Regions from separate parts of the Mus musculus genome. Here region 1 is linked to region 2. A link is a loop called in an ENCODE intact Hi-C map of the cell type or tissue named here. Cell type or tissue: left cerebral cortex. All regions are shown on one strand.

Region 1 (8,000 bases), 73 kb before region 2:
CAAGATGCAGGCAGCTTCTCGAATGCCCTCTCTTTGACCTCACTAGGAAGAAAGAGGATATTGCTTAGAATACTCAGGGTTGCCAAGAGCAACACAAAAGTCAAGCTGAGCTAAACAGTGAAGGGGGTGCATCGGCTTTCGTATCTGGGTAGGAGGACTTCAGGCGTGTTCAGGAAGCAGTGTACTTTATACTCCTTTGTTGTCCTTCTGTCCCGACACTAGACCCTCACACTCGTGTTGACTTTCCTTGTGGTCTGATGATGGTCACTGCTGTCCCAGAATGTTGTCTGTAACCCTCACTCTCCTAAAGAGAGGAGGCATGTCTGCTCCCCAACTGTATTAGTGAAGGTTCTCTAAAGCAACAGAGCTTACAGAATGAAGAGATAGATAGGTAGACTGACAGATGCATGGAGGGATGCAGGGATGGATGGATGGAGGGATGGAGGGATGGATGGATGGAGGGATGGATGGATGGAGGGATGGAGGGATGGAGGGATGGATGGATGGATGGATGGAGGGAGGGAGGGAGGTAGGGAGGGAGGGAGGGAGGGAGGGATGGATGGATACAGACATGGATACGAATACAGAGTCAGATAAAGGGGGATTTAATCCAGTAGTTCCTCAGTCCACAAGGCTGGATGTCTCCGTTGGTCTTCAGCATGTGCTGAAATCCCAAAGAAGTAGGCTCTAATGCCAGTGAAGGAATGCACTTGCCAGCAAGGTGAGGGCAAGCAGGCAGAAGAGAGAGCATCCTTCCTCCATGCCATATAGGATTCCAGCAGAAGGTGTGGCCGAGGTTAGAGGTGGGTTTTCCCAGCTCTAATGATCTGGATTAAAAAGTGTGGGTTTTCTCCAACTCAATATCCAGATTAAAGGCGTGTCTCTCTACTGCAAGGATCTGGGTGGTAAGGAGAGCTTCCTACTTCAAATTAAGCAAAAATTCCTCACAAGTGTGGCCTCCACTTGGGGGTTTTAGTTCATTCCAGAGGTGGTCAAGTCGACAACTAATAATAGCCATCCTGCCTACCAAGTGTTTCCTGTGACCAGCACCCTCAGATCCAATGGAGAGTAAGAAGTAAGCTACAGTCCACCTTGATGGCCCACACCATTGCAGCCTCCTCCCCTGACCCAAGAAGGATGCACTGAGACCTGAGTCTCACCCCCACAGGGGAGACTGAGTCACACTGGAGAGATTCGGAGTTTTGGGCACCTGCAAAGGGCAGACGTGCCTGAGCATCCAGCAAGTCATGCATCACCTGGAAAAGGTGGCATCCTACGGGAATGGGCTAGGCACTGCCCCCAAGGACAGGACCCTCGGGAAAAAGCCAGCTCTGCCTCTTACTTTCTGGAAATGAACACATTCTATGCTTCTGTTTCCCTGAGCTATATAAATAACAAACACATAATGCCAGACCCTCTGCCTGCCTTTCTGTCTCTCTCCCAGAGATCAAGCCACACACCCCATTGGGCTCTCTCTCTCTCTCTCTCTCTCTCTCTCATTCTCTCTCTCTCTGATAAGAAAGCCTGCCATGCTGTGGCCTTGCGGCTCTCTCCTTCCCCTTGGCAGCTACAGGATAAGTTTGTGGTTCTGCCTAGCACCTACCTCCATGATCCTTGGCATACAGGCTGAGCCATGCTCAGTCACACAATATGGAACCCACCCACTGAAAGCCTATAAGACCCTGAACGCCACACTGTCCTACGGAACTGAAGGCTGTGCTCTCTCTTTGGAACCCCATCACAGCGCCACCTCTGTAACCAGCAGCCATCAAGCACATGAGTTTCTGAACACAACCAAGATCTGTGGAGCAAGCATTCCTACCGCAGGCCTCCCTGGCAAGGAGGAAGAACTCTGAGCATGTTCCCTGGCAGTGCAAACACAGCTTAAGCAAGAGCTGTTACCAACCTCGAGCTTGGACCAGGCGAGACATCGAATGGTGCCTGATTGGATGTGCTAGGACTGGCCTCTTTTGGACGCTATGTAATGAGGTGGCTGTCAGGGATTGGCTGAAAGTCAGCTCAGTGTTACAAAAACCACACTCCCGAGTTAGGCTTCAGTTTATTTACTGCATTAGGCTGTGGGTTGTTGCTTAGCAGCTATGGGGCAAGACATCCAATCCCATCCTGTCCTAGGGATGTTGGCTTGGCAGACAGAGCTACAAAGTCAGAGCCTCATAGCTCAAGTGTGAGGTCTTGTGGCTTCTCTGTTCTACGAAGGACACTCGACATGGGATGGAGTCAACACGGCCACTCTTGAAGCTGGCTCCTATCAGTCTGTGGCAGGGGGGCAATGTCAAAATAAGCAGGAATGAAAAATCAACAGCTTTTTGATGTGGCTATGTTGCTATGGCAATACACAGTGATGATATCGGTACAAAAGAAGAGTGGCCCTCAACCTGACGCTTTTCTTTTTAACCTAGGGGACACTGGTTATTGTCTTTGGACACTCAGGTTGTCTCAGCCAGAGGTGAGTGTTCCCGATATTAATTGAGGGGAAAAAACCGAAAAGGCAGTGAGCATTCAGCAAAGCCTATCTGCTCCTCTACCAGCATGCACCTCTGAAGCATCTCCCATAACAAAGGAAGAAGTGGCAAGGGCAGGATACTGGTGCTTATAGGAAGGCAGGTGAAAAGTATTTCAGCTCAGTTTGGAAGGAGATTTTAATTTGGGTTGAAGAAACAGGGTGGAGTCTTTGTGGTATGTAAGCAGCCTGATTCTCAACCTTCGAGGTTCAGAGGTTTCCTTCCGGTGTGTGATGGCTATTTTGGTTGCCAACTTGACTGTATCTGGAATTCACTAAAAGCCCAAGTTAATGATATTATCTGTGAGAAACTTTTGATTCACTAGATCATTCGAGGTAGGGAGACCCACCTTAAATCCAGATCATTTGATGTCAGAAGACCTATCCTACATCTGGGCCAGGCCTTCTCATGGCAGCCTAAAGGACAAGGAAAAGAGATTTTCCTCTTTGCCTGACTGCCCTAGTTCTCAATTCCTTAGCATTAGAGCCTACTCCTGGATTCCTACATATACTGAAGACCAACTGAGACATCCAGCTTCATAGACCGAACTGGACTCTTAGATTCTCTGTTGGGAAACAGCCATTGTTTGACTAGATGGACCACAGCCTGTAAGCTACTCTAGTAAATCCCATATACATGTGTGTGTAGTGTGTGTGCGTGTCTGTGTGTGTGTGTGTGTGTGCGCATACGCGCATTTGTGTATAACTGATATATATTGTTGTAGCTTGTCAGAAGACCCTCACTCACGCAAAGAGCACAGAGACCACCATCGTTGCAAAACACATGAGGATTTTACTTATCCAACATGTTGGGGAACCCCCTCTCAGCATGCAGGCCGGAGGAGAGACCCAGAACAAAGAAAGAACACACTTTTTATACCTTTGTAAAGGCCAGATATAGGCAGCTGAAGAGTTCCAGAGAGTTGCCAAGAGCAAGAACCGTGAAGGACCACAGCAGGCGACTCTCTGGAAGCTGCAGCCCCAGCTCTGCTAAGCCTTTGAAGTTTGTCATAGTTTCTTGATGTCCATATCTTCTGCCACTCACTGGCAAATGCAGGTTCCTTGACTTCTAATAAACTGGGAAGATTTCTGTTCACCTCCAAAAGATGTATGTGATCACTGAGAATGGTGACAATGACAACGGCAATGCTAAAATGTTGATGGCAATGATGACAATCATAATGTTAATTGTGATGTTGATACTGATAATGTTAATTATGCTGCTGTTGCTGCTGCTGCTGCTGCTGCTGGTGATAATGTTGATGGCGATGGAGACTCCCTGGTGATAAACCCCACAGCACAGTCACTGGCAGAGGGCACAGCTGGACGATCTCCAGCAAAGGTGCTGTGAACAAGACCAGCTTGCTCCTTTTTTTTTTTTTTGGCTTAATTTGGCAAATAGAAAAAGGAAGACTAGAAAATGGAGAGCAAGCCAAAATGCTAATACCCAATGGGCTTTCTCTATACCAGAGGCCACAGTGGGGTCTAATGACAGAAAAACAAAACTAAACACATAGAAACTCTACCCATGCACCACAGTGAAGCCCCTGAGTCCAAGCCAGAGGCTCCTGGCCTAAACCCAGGGGAGCCGGTGCCCAAGGGAACCGTTGCCAGGGAGAACAAGTGAGATGTGGGAACTGATGAGCTGAGCACTCGTTCTCCGGAAGAGAAAACAGGAAACACTCTCTGGCCCTGCTTAACTAATCTGGAGGCTTTTGTGTGTTGTTTTTGCCTGATTCTACCAAGCAAGCTTTAGTGCTAAAATCCCACCCTTGGAGCCAGTGACTCAGCCTCTCTGGTCAGTGCTCCCTAGTCTGGGGGGAGCTGGCTGTGTAGCAGTCTGCTTAGTGATTGGCAACATTGTGTGCGAGGGTAGGTTTGACAGGCGACAGGCACAACAGGGCTGAAATGAACTGTTAGGTCAGCTGCAGCCTGTGTTGTGACTCTGGTCATGTCTTGGCCAATCAGTTGTCAGCACAGCATCTATGAACATTGTCTCAGGACATGAGATCACTCAGCAGATGCTGGGTGAGAAAAGTTGGAGGAGCAGAGAACTTGGTGACTGCTTAGTCCAGAAGCCGAGGCACCTGCAGGCCCGTTGGAGAGTCCGTGGTGTAAGTCTGTGTTCAAGGGAGAAGGAGGAGGGGGAGGAGGAGCGGGAGGAGGAGGGGGAGGAAGAGGAGGAGGAAGGGGAGGAGGAGGAGGAGGGGGAGGAGGAGGAGGGGGAGGAGGAGGAGGGGGAGGAGGAGGAGGGGGAGGAGGGGGAGGAGGAGGGGGAGGGGGAAGAGGAAGAAGAAGAGAGAAAGAGGAAGGAGAAGAGGAAGAGAAGGAGGAACAAAAGGAAGAGGAGGAGGACAAGAGGAAGAAGGAGAGGGGAAGGAAGAGGAGGAGGAGAAGGAGAGGGAGAAGGAGCCGGTGACAAATGACACAGGAGTCTGATGTCCCCAGGCAGTGAGAGCAGAGGTAGGTGCAATGACCCAGGAAGGACAGGAAATACCCATGTGCTCCGAGCAATTTAGTTCTCCCCAGCGTCCAGTCTATCGGGTGGTGCCTGCCCACACCCGGCATGAGCCATTCCCCTCTGTCACTGTCCCACATGTCAGTTTTCTTGGGAAACTCCTCCCCAGGCACACTCACTCTAAACATTTCTCAGTCAGGTTGGGTTGATCATCAAGCCCACTTTCACAGGTCCCGAAGGCGCTCATTCTTCTCATGTCACCTTCAGATCTGCACGGGCCAGAGTTGACTTTATGCCTACTCCATGTGACCTCAGAGCCTCCAAGACTTGGCTTCTTCATCTGGAACATGGTGGTGGTGACCACAAGGGTCTCTTATGCCCATCAAAGTCTCATGAGACATCCGAGGGAGATCGATTAAACACAGAGGAGCCCCAGTCAGAGCTTCGATGATACCACTTCAGTCATTCCAGGGAGGAGACTCTGCTAACTCTTGGCAGAGAAGAAAACAGCAGGGCACACTAGTGCAGAAGGAACTAAGACAGGTCCATGGGTAGACAGGGTCTGTCTCTCAACAGAGCCAGGAATGTTACCCCTGCAGCCCTGGACCTTACAAATGCCCTCTTCTCCCTCTCCTATCACAGATCACTCAGAGGCTGAGTCCCCAGGACACATGCAGCCTACACACAGACTAACACTAGAAGAGTCATTGTGCATGAAGCAGAGTCTGTAGGAGAGACCTAACCACTCAGCAGGAAAAACACCAAATTTAAAACAGGCAAATAAAACAATCTAGATTTGATAACATGTCAGATGGACACCCGATTCCTGAGGTCTTAAAGCTAGTTTCTAAGGTGTAGCCACCTGATAAATGTTCCTTCCTTGTCTCTCTTGTAAGTGACTGTAGTTGTCCCAAGCCATCTCCCAATTCACATTACACACAGGGCACAGGCATACCCTGGAAGCCCCACATGGTCCTCTGATTATTCCAGTGTCATGAATGAGCTGTGACAGAAACACAGATGGGCATACACCTTTCCATGGTGTCCAAGTTAGATTGAATACCAGTAAATTCAGAAGTTGTGTCAATTTGTTGTCTGCAGTTCACCAAGCCTCCCAACTACACTTGCCAGACCTGGCCTTGCCAGCCTCAGTAACTATACTAACTCTTAGCTCACCCACTGGCATCTACATGCGTTACCCAATGGCTGCAAGGGGCTTAGCAAGGTCACAGAGTTCAGGACACTGCCCTGCAGACAGAGGCAGGGAGCTGAAACAGAACAAAATGTCTTCAGGTATCCCCTGTGAGGCCCTAGCATGGGCTCAGTGCTCTCAGACTCATAGTTGTCAACTGCAGACATAGGCAAGCCATCCCAAGTGTCATTTTGAGGTAGGCTGCATGTCACCAGCATGAAAAACTATACCTGGTCCAGAGCCTGGGGACAGGTGTGAGGTCCTCTCCTGAGACAATTTTCCTGGACTAAGAGTAGCCAAATGATGGGTTGATGTCCTACTATGTCCCAGGATTGGGGTGTTCCAAGTGTTGAGGGCTTATTTACATCTAATGCGACCGAGCTCAGAGGCCTGGTGTTTCTGATATGGTTTCAGTATGCCCATGTGTTTGTGTATTCCTGTTGACTTGGTAAGCTCACAGGTGGTAAAAATTTATCTATGTAAATAAATCATGTGTCATTCGGTACTTCGTGGTTTGTACTGAACAGATGGTAGCTGTTGTTTTTAATTTTTTATATTATGTTTTTATTTATTGATTCAGTGGGGGGGGGGCATGCGTGTAGCAATCAGAGGATAATTTAAGGGATCCCCAGAGTCAGTTCTCTCCCTCAGCACTGAGTCCTGGGGACAAAACTCAGGTCATCAGGATTGGCAGCAAATGCCTTTACCCAAAGAGCCATTTTTCTGGCCCTGATGCCGGTTGCTGGATTATTATTCTGTCCTAGGATTTGCACTCAGAAAGAAGCAACCCGATGCTTTGTAAAATGGATTCACTTGAGGCAGGGCCCAAACTGATCTCCACCAAGGACAATACCAATTTGTCCTGCTCCTACTGAATGATGACAGCACTGTGTCAATATTTCCCATGAGGCACACTCAGAATGCCTGGGTGAGTTTCCTGACCCCCCTCAAATAGCACTCAGGAAGCCCTGGCCTGGCTCTGAAACCCACCCACCTCCACCTCAGTACTCAGCCATTACCTCAGGAACTGGTGGCTAGGATGGTTGCCACCGTTCTCCGCTCGTGAATGAGTGATCCTGTGATCCAGGGGCCTGAGGCCTGCCTCTGATGGCCCAATGAGATCCTGACGCATCAGATCAGTACCATTAAGGAAGCTCCTAGATGGACTGTGATGCTTGGTAAAGGGATCGTTAGCGGCTGGCAAACACCACGTGCTGAGGAAGGGCCTCAGGCTCTGACAAATGATAAATGAGAAAATTAAAGGCTTGGAGAAAATGTAAATATCATCCTTTGTAAGTCTGTCCCTCGGCGGGGAGAGAGAAGATGTTTCCTCGGAGCGCTGAGCCATTTCTTCTATTCTCTCCTCCAGCGGGGAAGACGCTACCGCTGTTTAACACTCACACACTGTGATCTGTCTTTCCCAATCCCAGCAACGCCTCCACACTACATGGAGGAAAAGGATGTCATTTCAACCAACTCCCTCCCATTCGGTGTCTCTCAGCCTTTACTTAAAGATCATCTCTAGGGGTCTCACCAGTTTGGACCCAGACTAGCCAGGGTCAAACCACACTGGGATGCATATTTTAGCCAAGGTCAAGCTGGTCAAAAATTTTCAAAGCAGTCCAAAAGCCTTGTAGGCCACTCTTGTGCAGAGGAGACATGTCCAGGAAGAGAGTGGTTTCAGTGCAGAGGCTGCCTTGGCTGAGTCCTACAGATACCCTGGTTCCAGGAGCAATGGTGCCCAGGCTCTAATTCCCTGTACAGGTGTCTTCAGCACTCTGCACAGCTGCCCCACCCTCACCCTCTCCATAGCAACAGGGCCTAGTCAC
Region 2 (8,000 bases):
AACAGCCTGGGGACAGCCACAAAAAAGGGGAAACATCTTATCTCAAATGTGCCACCTGCACTGGGCAGCCCTAGTTCATCATGTTTAAACATCCATGACATAGGAATGTAGACCACTGACCTCCTGTGACCCCCTAACATCCACCAATGAACTGTTAGATGACCTAATCCTTCTAGAGAGTTCCCCTGGTTCCCTATAAGAAGGCTTGCATGCCTTTGTCTGGGGTCACCATTTTGGAAAATGGCTGATCCCCACAGGCTGGATGTGTTGTCTTGGCACATTATCTGAATCCGGGATCTTCCTTCAGTGATTTTTCCCACCCTTACACTCTGCCCCATGAAGGACCGAGTCTCCAGGAGACAAAATCATCCTGTTTTCTGTTAAGTTGTTTCCTATCAGGGATTTTGTCAGAATAATAATTATATCTACCCTCCCAGGCTAGAACCTAGCTGTCCAGGGGCGGAAAACTGCCCACTGTCTCCTCTGCATGCAGTGAAACTTTTCTAGTGTGGCAGGTGGCTCATACTCTTCTCTCCTTCTCTCTTCTGGACACCGTATGCTGATGATCCTTGGAGAGTCCCGACTTCTACATTTGGGTCACGTGCTGTGGGTTGGAGACAGCAGCCCAGTTGGGCTCTGCACTAGAGCGGAGCCCCAACCAGAAAGGCTTTCATCGTAGCCTGTAGCTACACCTTCTTCTTCTAAGGCCTCCCAGAGCATCCCAAGGAACAGCCCTGACCCTGAGTAAATCCCACCCCCTTGTCTCCTGTATTTGAGGGGCATACATGAATTGGGGGGGTCCAATCATGTGAACCACACTTGAGAGCCACAGTAAAGCAATACCACAAAGAGGTCTTGGGTTGGCAGCTCTGGCAAGGGCCCTCCCCAGTAAGGAAGGAGAGAGCACAGCTAGCTGTCAGGCTGAGAAAAGCCAGCTGGGTCCTGGATGCCACCTGACCATGGGACTTTGCCATCTGGCTGGTGTGTTCTCTTTGCTTTCAGACTCTCCAGGTTGGCTCTGTAGACCTTGTGACCAAGGGGTCAGGGAGCAGTGCCTATGCCTGACTGGGGGTCAGGGAGTGATGCCTAAGGGGGCAGCCATGATTTGGGCTGAGCCCCACCTGATGGGCATAAACCCATGTGCACAGGAAGGGCTGCCAGGCTGCCCGAGAAGTCTGGTCCCCTCCCTCTGCAGGGGGGGGCCTCTATCCCCTCCCCTTGGGGGGTTCTGACTGCTCGCCCCCACCCCTCTCTCCATATTCTGTTTCCACATTCCTCATCTTGAACGATGGCAGGCTGAAACACTTAATTTTCCTCCTCCAGCCCAATTAATATGAAAGTGTGCTGAGCTGACGAGACAGTGAGAAGCAGGTCGTTTATATCAATTAGCGAAGCCAGCGCTGAACAGCCTCCAGGGACCCACAGCAGCGGGAAGGGGAGCCGAGGAACTGAGGCCCTGAGGGAAAAGCAGCAAGGAGCTGGGGTGCCAGCATTCGGGCTCTCCTCTGCTTCTCATTAAGTCTGTCTCTCTGTCTCTTCCTTCTTTCTCTCCTCTCCTTCCCCTCCCTCGTCCTTTCTTCCTCCCTCCCTCCCTGCCTCCTCCATTCCCTCTCTCTTGTCTCTTACTCTCCCTCCAACGTTCCTCGCTTCCTTCCTTCTTCCCTCTCTTCCTTATTAGGCTAAACCCATGGGTGATTGGTTTTTTTTTTTCCTCTGTGTCTTTCACTGGCATACCTGGAGATGCAGCTCGGTGTGCAGCACTCTGTAAATATTCATGGGGCAGGCGATACCCTGTGCCCTTTGGGTCCTGGTGAGCTGTAGAGGACCTTGTCGGGGTCAGGGTTAGAGGAACCTGGGGCAAAGCTGCAGAAATGCAGGTCACAGTAGGGAGCAGGTTTACCCCACTGGCAGGGAGCACTTGCAAAGTTCATTCCAGTGGCTAAGCCACGGGGACTGGAATTTTAAAGCAGCACGTGAAGATGCCTTGCTGCCCTGCGCCTGACATCTAATCAATGGGCTCTAATCTGAGAGCAGGTGCTCATCATCTCAAGTATTGATGGACTGCAGCACAGAGTCTCTGCCTGGGGCCCCGAGGGCAGAGGTGGACAGCTGTATAACCAAACCGCAAAGCAGGCTGATGAATTAATGAGTCCTGAATCAGGCAGGTGAGTGTGGGATTCTGTGGTGCGTTTAATGAGAATAGACCCCGGGGCCCCTAGACTCATAGGTTTAAATGCTCGATTCCCAGTGGGTAGAACTGTTTGGGAAGGATCAGGAGGTGTGGCCTTGTTGGAAGTGGTACGTCCCTGAACTTGGGTTCTGAGGTTTCGAAAGCCCACTCTGTTCCAGTCAGCCTTCTCTCTGCCTCCTGCTTGTAGAACGAATGTCAGCTGCTACTCTAACGCCATGCCTGCCTGCCTGCCTGCCTGCACCTTCCATGGCAGCATGGACTCTAGACCTCTGAATCTGTAAGCTCCCAATAAACTCTTCCGTCTGTAAGAGGCCTCATTTGTGGTGTCTCTGTAACTCATATGGACCCCGGAATTCTCAGACTCCCCACAGGGTCAAGTCCCATTATTCCCATTATGCTGACAGATAATGGACCTGGAGAGCAGAGAGGTTTCTAAGTTTTCCCAAGGCCACATAGCTGACTCAGAACTTGAGTGACCCCAAGCCAAGATGACTAACCTCACCCCAGTGTGCCCAGGACCACCCCAGTCTACAAGGAAACCCCCACTGTAGAAAGCTACAGGGGCTGTAGGTCACATGGTCTGGGATGTGCACTGGAAACTGTCCTGGGGACCTGTGACACTTTTAGACCCATAAGAATATTGCAATTGTTTTGAAAACCCGAAGGAAAATGGATGGGAAATGGCCCAGATGTGTGGAGCCCCTGAAAATGCTATAGCCGACAGGGAAACAGTCTGCCCGAGGCAAGCAGGAAATCCGTTTCAGCAAGACTTAGCAGGTGTTGGTTCAGACTTCTAGTGTCTGACCCTGAGTAGTGTATGTTAAAGATACTTGAGTGCAGTACAATTTTGGAGGGAAAAATCCCTGGTAGCAATGATCTCAGTCCTGTGTCCACAATAAAGCTTAGGGCGTGACTGCATCGAAACTCCTTTGCCAAGCACATGTGACCTCTACCATAAAGATGGATTCTATAGCTTAAGGAACTAGGATCTGGTGTGATCCTGATCATGCAGATAGTATAGAGGCCAGCACACTGCAAAGTACCTGTGACATTACCTCTGAAGATGGGTTCTACTGACTGAGAAACAAAGCTAAGATAAAGGTCTGGGGAGGGAGAGTCCAGGGGATTCAGGTGTGGCCTGGTCCTTCAGATAACACAGATCACCAGGCTATTATCCACCCTGAGCTTTCAGGGGGTGGGAGGAAACAGGTATACGCATCCCCTTTGTCGGATAGACAAGTTGCATGTTTAATGTCCCTGGTTTCCCTGTACTTATCTGTGAGCCCAGAGACCTCGGGTCCTTCACATGGAAAGGACTGTTCCCCCAATGCAGTTCCAGGAGCAAGAGGAAACAGACAGAGTGGGACTAGGCATCAGCCTGAGACAGGGGGATTTCAGGGTTTGAGGGTCAGATCTTAGATCTGTGCATCTGGGCAGATGACGGCAGGACACGGTGGTCTCAGCCCTGACCCACGACTTGTCTCTGCATCTTGAATCTTGTCTGGGTTGCAAGAGAGCATCAGTGAGCTGCTTAGCAAAGCACTCTGTATACAGTAAGTGTGAAATCAATGGGGTCCTGGTCTTAGATTTAAGAAACATATGAGCAGAATGTAATAACAACACTATGGCAAGAAGTGAGACCATGAACACGGGGGACCTGCCCACAAGATCCAGGGAGCAGAGGGAGCAGGAGACAGAGCCAGGGACACCCAACTTTAAGGCCAATGGGAAAGGAAACAGCAGAATCCAGGCAGGAGGGCCTTGACAACCAGGGGGTGAAGGGCAAGGTGAAGCTGGAGGTCAGCACCAGGCTCAGAGCCCTGGAGAACATCGCGAACATGTAGGGTAGGGGAGTGGGTGGTGTCATGGGAATGGATACAGATGTCTGTGCTTTCCTGAGAGTCTACAGGCTCCTTTCCTAGCCAGGATTTCCATTGCTGCGAAGAGTCACTGCGATCACGAGATACTGTGATCCCAGCAACTCTTATAAAGGAAAGCCTTTAACTGGGGCTGGCTTATAGTTCAGAGGTTCACAGTACTGGATAAGGAGCTGAGAGTTCTACATCCGGATGGAAGGGAGGATGACGCTGGACCCGGCTTGAGCATCTGAGACCTCAGAGCCCATCCCCATGTGACACACTCCCTCCAAAAGGCCACACCTCCAACAGTGCACTTCATTCACCTGACCAGTTCTTACTGGGCTTTTTCTATAGGTGAGTATCAAGCCCACCCATGCAGGCAGCCTCGATGCAGCGCCCCCTAGAGGTTACCCATCCCCATGTCTGTGTCTCAGCCCCATCTGACTAGACTACTTGAATTGGCAGAGGTGTGGCTAGAACCTCTACATCGGGTTTGCTCACTGCTGGATAGCAGGCTAGGGTTAATGGGGGAGATAGCTGCTCAGTAACTTCCTGTATTGGATTAAGTCAGTTTGAATCAGTCTTGCATCCTCTGAAACACGATTTGATACAAAGCCTCCAATGTTCTAAAATAAATGGCAGTTTCCACACACCTTCATGGACAGATGGCTTCCCAGACAGGCAACACAGCTAAATGTGAGATCACAGCACAGAGCAGCCTCCTCTTCCTGTCCCCTCCCTCCAGTCCCAGGCTGAGCTACAAGTTAGTGCAACCTGAGATGCTGTTTTTGAAATTGTCCTTAGCTCATTAGTGTCATACACCTTCCTGTCAGCTCCAGACCACAGTCTGGGACACCCCACCACCACCATCCACCCCCTCCTCCCACTTTCCCTACCCACTCTCTCCCTTTGATCCCACTCCCCACACTCCCACACCCCTCCACCACCACTGCCCTGCCCCACCAAATATGCAAAACAGATTCCTAAATCCTGAGACCAACAGAGTTGGACCTAAGAGCCTCCCACAGTGTGTATGTTAGTTTTATTTCAGATTTATGGGCCAGGCAGGCCATCCCTAACGTCCGATGCGTACGTCTTTTACTGCGTTGGACAGCGGACCCTCATCACCATGCAGCCTGAGATTTACTGCCATCTTAAGAGCGTCCGAGTTTAATTTCATTACTTTTAAATATTTACAGAGCTTTAAAATTCTATCTTGGCTTTTATGGCGAGCAGTGGCATTGTATGTTCTGTCTGTGACTGTCTGACACCAAGTCCTTGGGAAGGGGCTGGGGCGGGGGGGGGGGGGTAAGGGGACCAAAAGGCAGCCCCACCCCTTGGGGGATCTGAGCAGCATGCTGCTGGCCATGGAGAGGCTGTGTCTGAGGGAATCCCAGTGACCCAGAGAAACCAGATGGTATAGGACCTAGAGGACAAGCCAGGCCTCCAGGACAAAGACAGGTGGAGCCTTCCAGGGAAGCCCCGTGACATCACTTCCTGGAAGTCAGGGCTCTGCTTCCAAGAGGCAATGAAGAGGTGAGGGCAGAGGCTCAGAGAACAAGGGAAGGGCAAAGATGGAGAGGAGAAGATGGAGCCTCGGAGACGAAGGCCTCTGCAGGGTGGGTGGGAGAGAAAGGGGTGGGAGGGAGGAGGACGCCTCTAGACAAGCAGCAGTTTCTGAATCCGCAGAGCTGGCTCCCCCCTGGAGCCTGTGCTGTTGCAGTAAGCCCAATTCCTGCAAGGACGTGGTGCCTGCATATTCAGACATGTGGGGGCAGACAGTGTGAGGCCATGCTGCAGGCTGATCGTTTATTCCCTCGTCAGTATCCACTGGACACTCTTCAGCACTGTGTCTCAGCCTTGGAGTTCAGCAGAGGCTGAGCAAGCCGAGCACTGTGCAGTGGGATCATGGCTTTATGGCCTTGATGAAGGAAGCCAACCACATGATGCTGGGGACTCAGCAGGGAAAGCAGGGCGCCACACAGACAGGAGGGTGTGCAGGGCACTGAGAGGGCTCCCCCAGAGCACATGCACTTGTGGTCTCAGGAGGTGACAGACAGTATGGACAGTTAAGTGAAGAGGGGACGTCATCTATTAAGTTACAGGGAAGCTGTGGGGATGCCGCATCCCGGCTGGGGTGAAATTTGATGCTGTGCTGCTTTGGGGTTCCCACAACCCCATAACCTCTCATCTATACTAATAAAAGCCCAACAAACTTGCTGGTTCACAAGTTGGAGTTTGGCTCAAGCATTACTATAGTTGGCTCTCTGGCATGAACGGACATTTGTTTTTGTCTCCCAGGAAAAGCTCGCATGACTGGAGAACAGGAAAGCCAGAGCATGGTCAGCTCCAGGGGACCCCGAAAATAAGCTGGCACCCCAACAACCATGCCTGTGACCCCCCTTTCAAGGGCCTTCACTGGGTGCACAAAGCCAGAAGCAAGGAGCCCATGGCATGGGTCACCCAGACAACACCGACAGTCCCAGAAGAAGGTAGGTCCAGAGGACCAAGAAAAACATGTGGCTCAAGCTACAGCCAAGGCCAGGGTTATGGCTTCACCTAAGAGATAGGGTGACAGTGGATAGAAAGGTGACAAGGCCTAACTCTTGTGTTCAGAGTTCTCCTCAGCTATGGGGACAATGGACAGAGCCATGAAAATGCCTGCAGTGGCTCAAGAAGAGGTGACAGTGGCTATGGCTTTGGTGGCAGGAGATGTGCAGGACACCGAGCCTGGAATCAAACCTCAGGCGCCACTTCAGGCTATCCAGGTGACATAAAGAACAAGGGAGACTCCTATGTCTGCCTGAAGCCGGTGCTAAGCCAGAGCAGCTATGTGCCTGTGTGTGGAGCAGTAAGGATTCCAGGTGGCTGGGCTTCTTGCTGTAAGCCAATAAGGAGAGGACTGCATTCCGGGCTCAGGAGACTCCAACGGGAGCAATAGACCATCTGACAAAAACCTCAGCACCAGGCATGAGAAGCCTTCTCTTGTGTTGTTGGTCAGGGTTATCCAAGAGCCTTCCAAAATGTTATAGGCTATCGCTATTGTCCTTGGTTGCCTCCCAGAGGAGGAAGGTAAGTCCCCATTGCTGAAGATAGCATATACTTCAGACTCTACCTGAGGTGTGTTATATTGCCTTAGTTAGATCACAGGATCAATTTCCTTTCTCCTGATTACAACCTGAGATTTCTGAGATGCTTCCATTATGCTAATGAGGCATCTCGGTACCCTAATCCCCCAGCCAATGACCTTTGCCCACCCTGGATGTCCCTACCCTCAGTTCCCCAAAACTTTATAAGCCTTGAATCACCCAAAGTAAAGTTGATCTGCCTCCTGATAGGTGGTCCCAGTGTGGTCATTCACCATTCGGACTCACAGAGCTTCCAACCCGTTTGTCCCCTCTGCTCCCACTGCCCTCGTGAACCATATAGGCCGATGACCACGAGAGCGGGGAGGACCACAGAAACCTAGGCAAGTCCGCAGGGCTAGTGATGTCATGGACCTTGGAGAACCTACAACCACCACTTCCCTCAGCCAGCATTACTGACGTTCTCCGACCTGTGCACATCTATGTTTGTGAGACCTGAGCTGTGAGGACCTGAAAGAACGGGGCAGACCACAGCCTAACGCTTTAGACAAGCTTACTTCAGAGTCAGTGGACTTCTATACACGAATGTAACAAAGAAAGCAGTGGCCCAGGGGAGGCTGTTGGAGTTCAGAAGAACATGATGAGACAAACATGTAAAGAAGCGTCAGTAAGCACATACCAAATATTGACAGAGCAGCGCTTTCCCAGCACTTTCTCAGGACAGAGCCATTGAAACACAATCGCCTGGCACATACTGGAGAGTATATCTGGGGAAAACATGAAAGCACAGCAGAAGGCCAGATCCAGATTCAGGGCACACTGACCGGATTGGGTTCTACAGCTATGATCCGACATCCAACAAGA

The links. A loop is a pair of places that touch in the nucleus more often than their neighbours do. Peaks named below come from ENCODE experiments on the same cell type or tissue, not always from the same donor. Only the 100,000 strongest peaks of a DNase experiment are listed, where the experiment ranks them.
Region 1: it touches region 2 in a loop (2.2-fold over the local background); 4 of 42 quality-filtered maps call a loop at or near these places.

Annotation. Positions count from the first base shown.
Region 1 is chr2:166,467,256-166,475,255 of GRCm38, forward strand. It overlaps Gm30908 (a long non-coding RNA gene), which reads left to right and starts at 4,208. Exons shown (of 2, transcript XR_375245.2): 1 at 4,208-4,635; 2 at 5,210-6,704. In left cerebral cortex, no CTCF peak of the experiment used is centred here; DNase peaks (open chromatin) are centred at 4,143 and 7,562; H3K27ac peaks cover 907 bases.
Region 2 is chr2:166,540,327-166,548,326 of GRCm38, forward strand. No RefSeq gene overlaps it. Among named protein-coding and RNA genes, the nearest start is that of Gm29679, 20 kb to the right of the region's middle. In left cerebral cortex, a CTCF peak has its summit at 4,444 (motif pointing left); DNase peaks (open chromatin) are centred at 4,718 and 5,819; H3K27ac peaks cover 1,843 bases.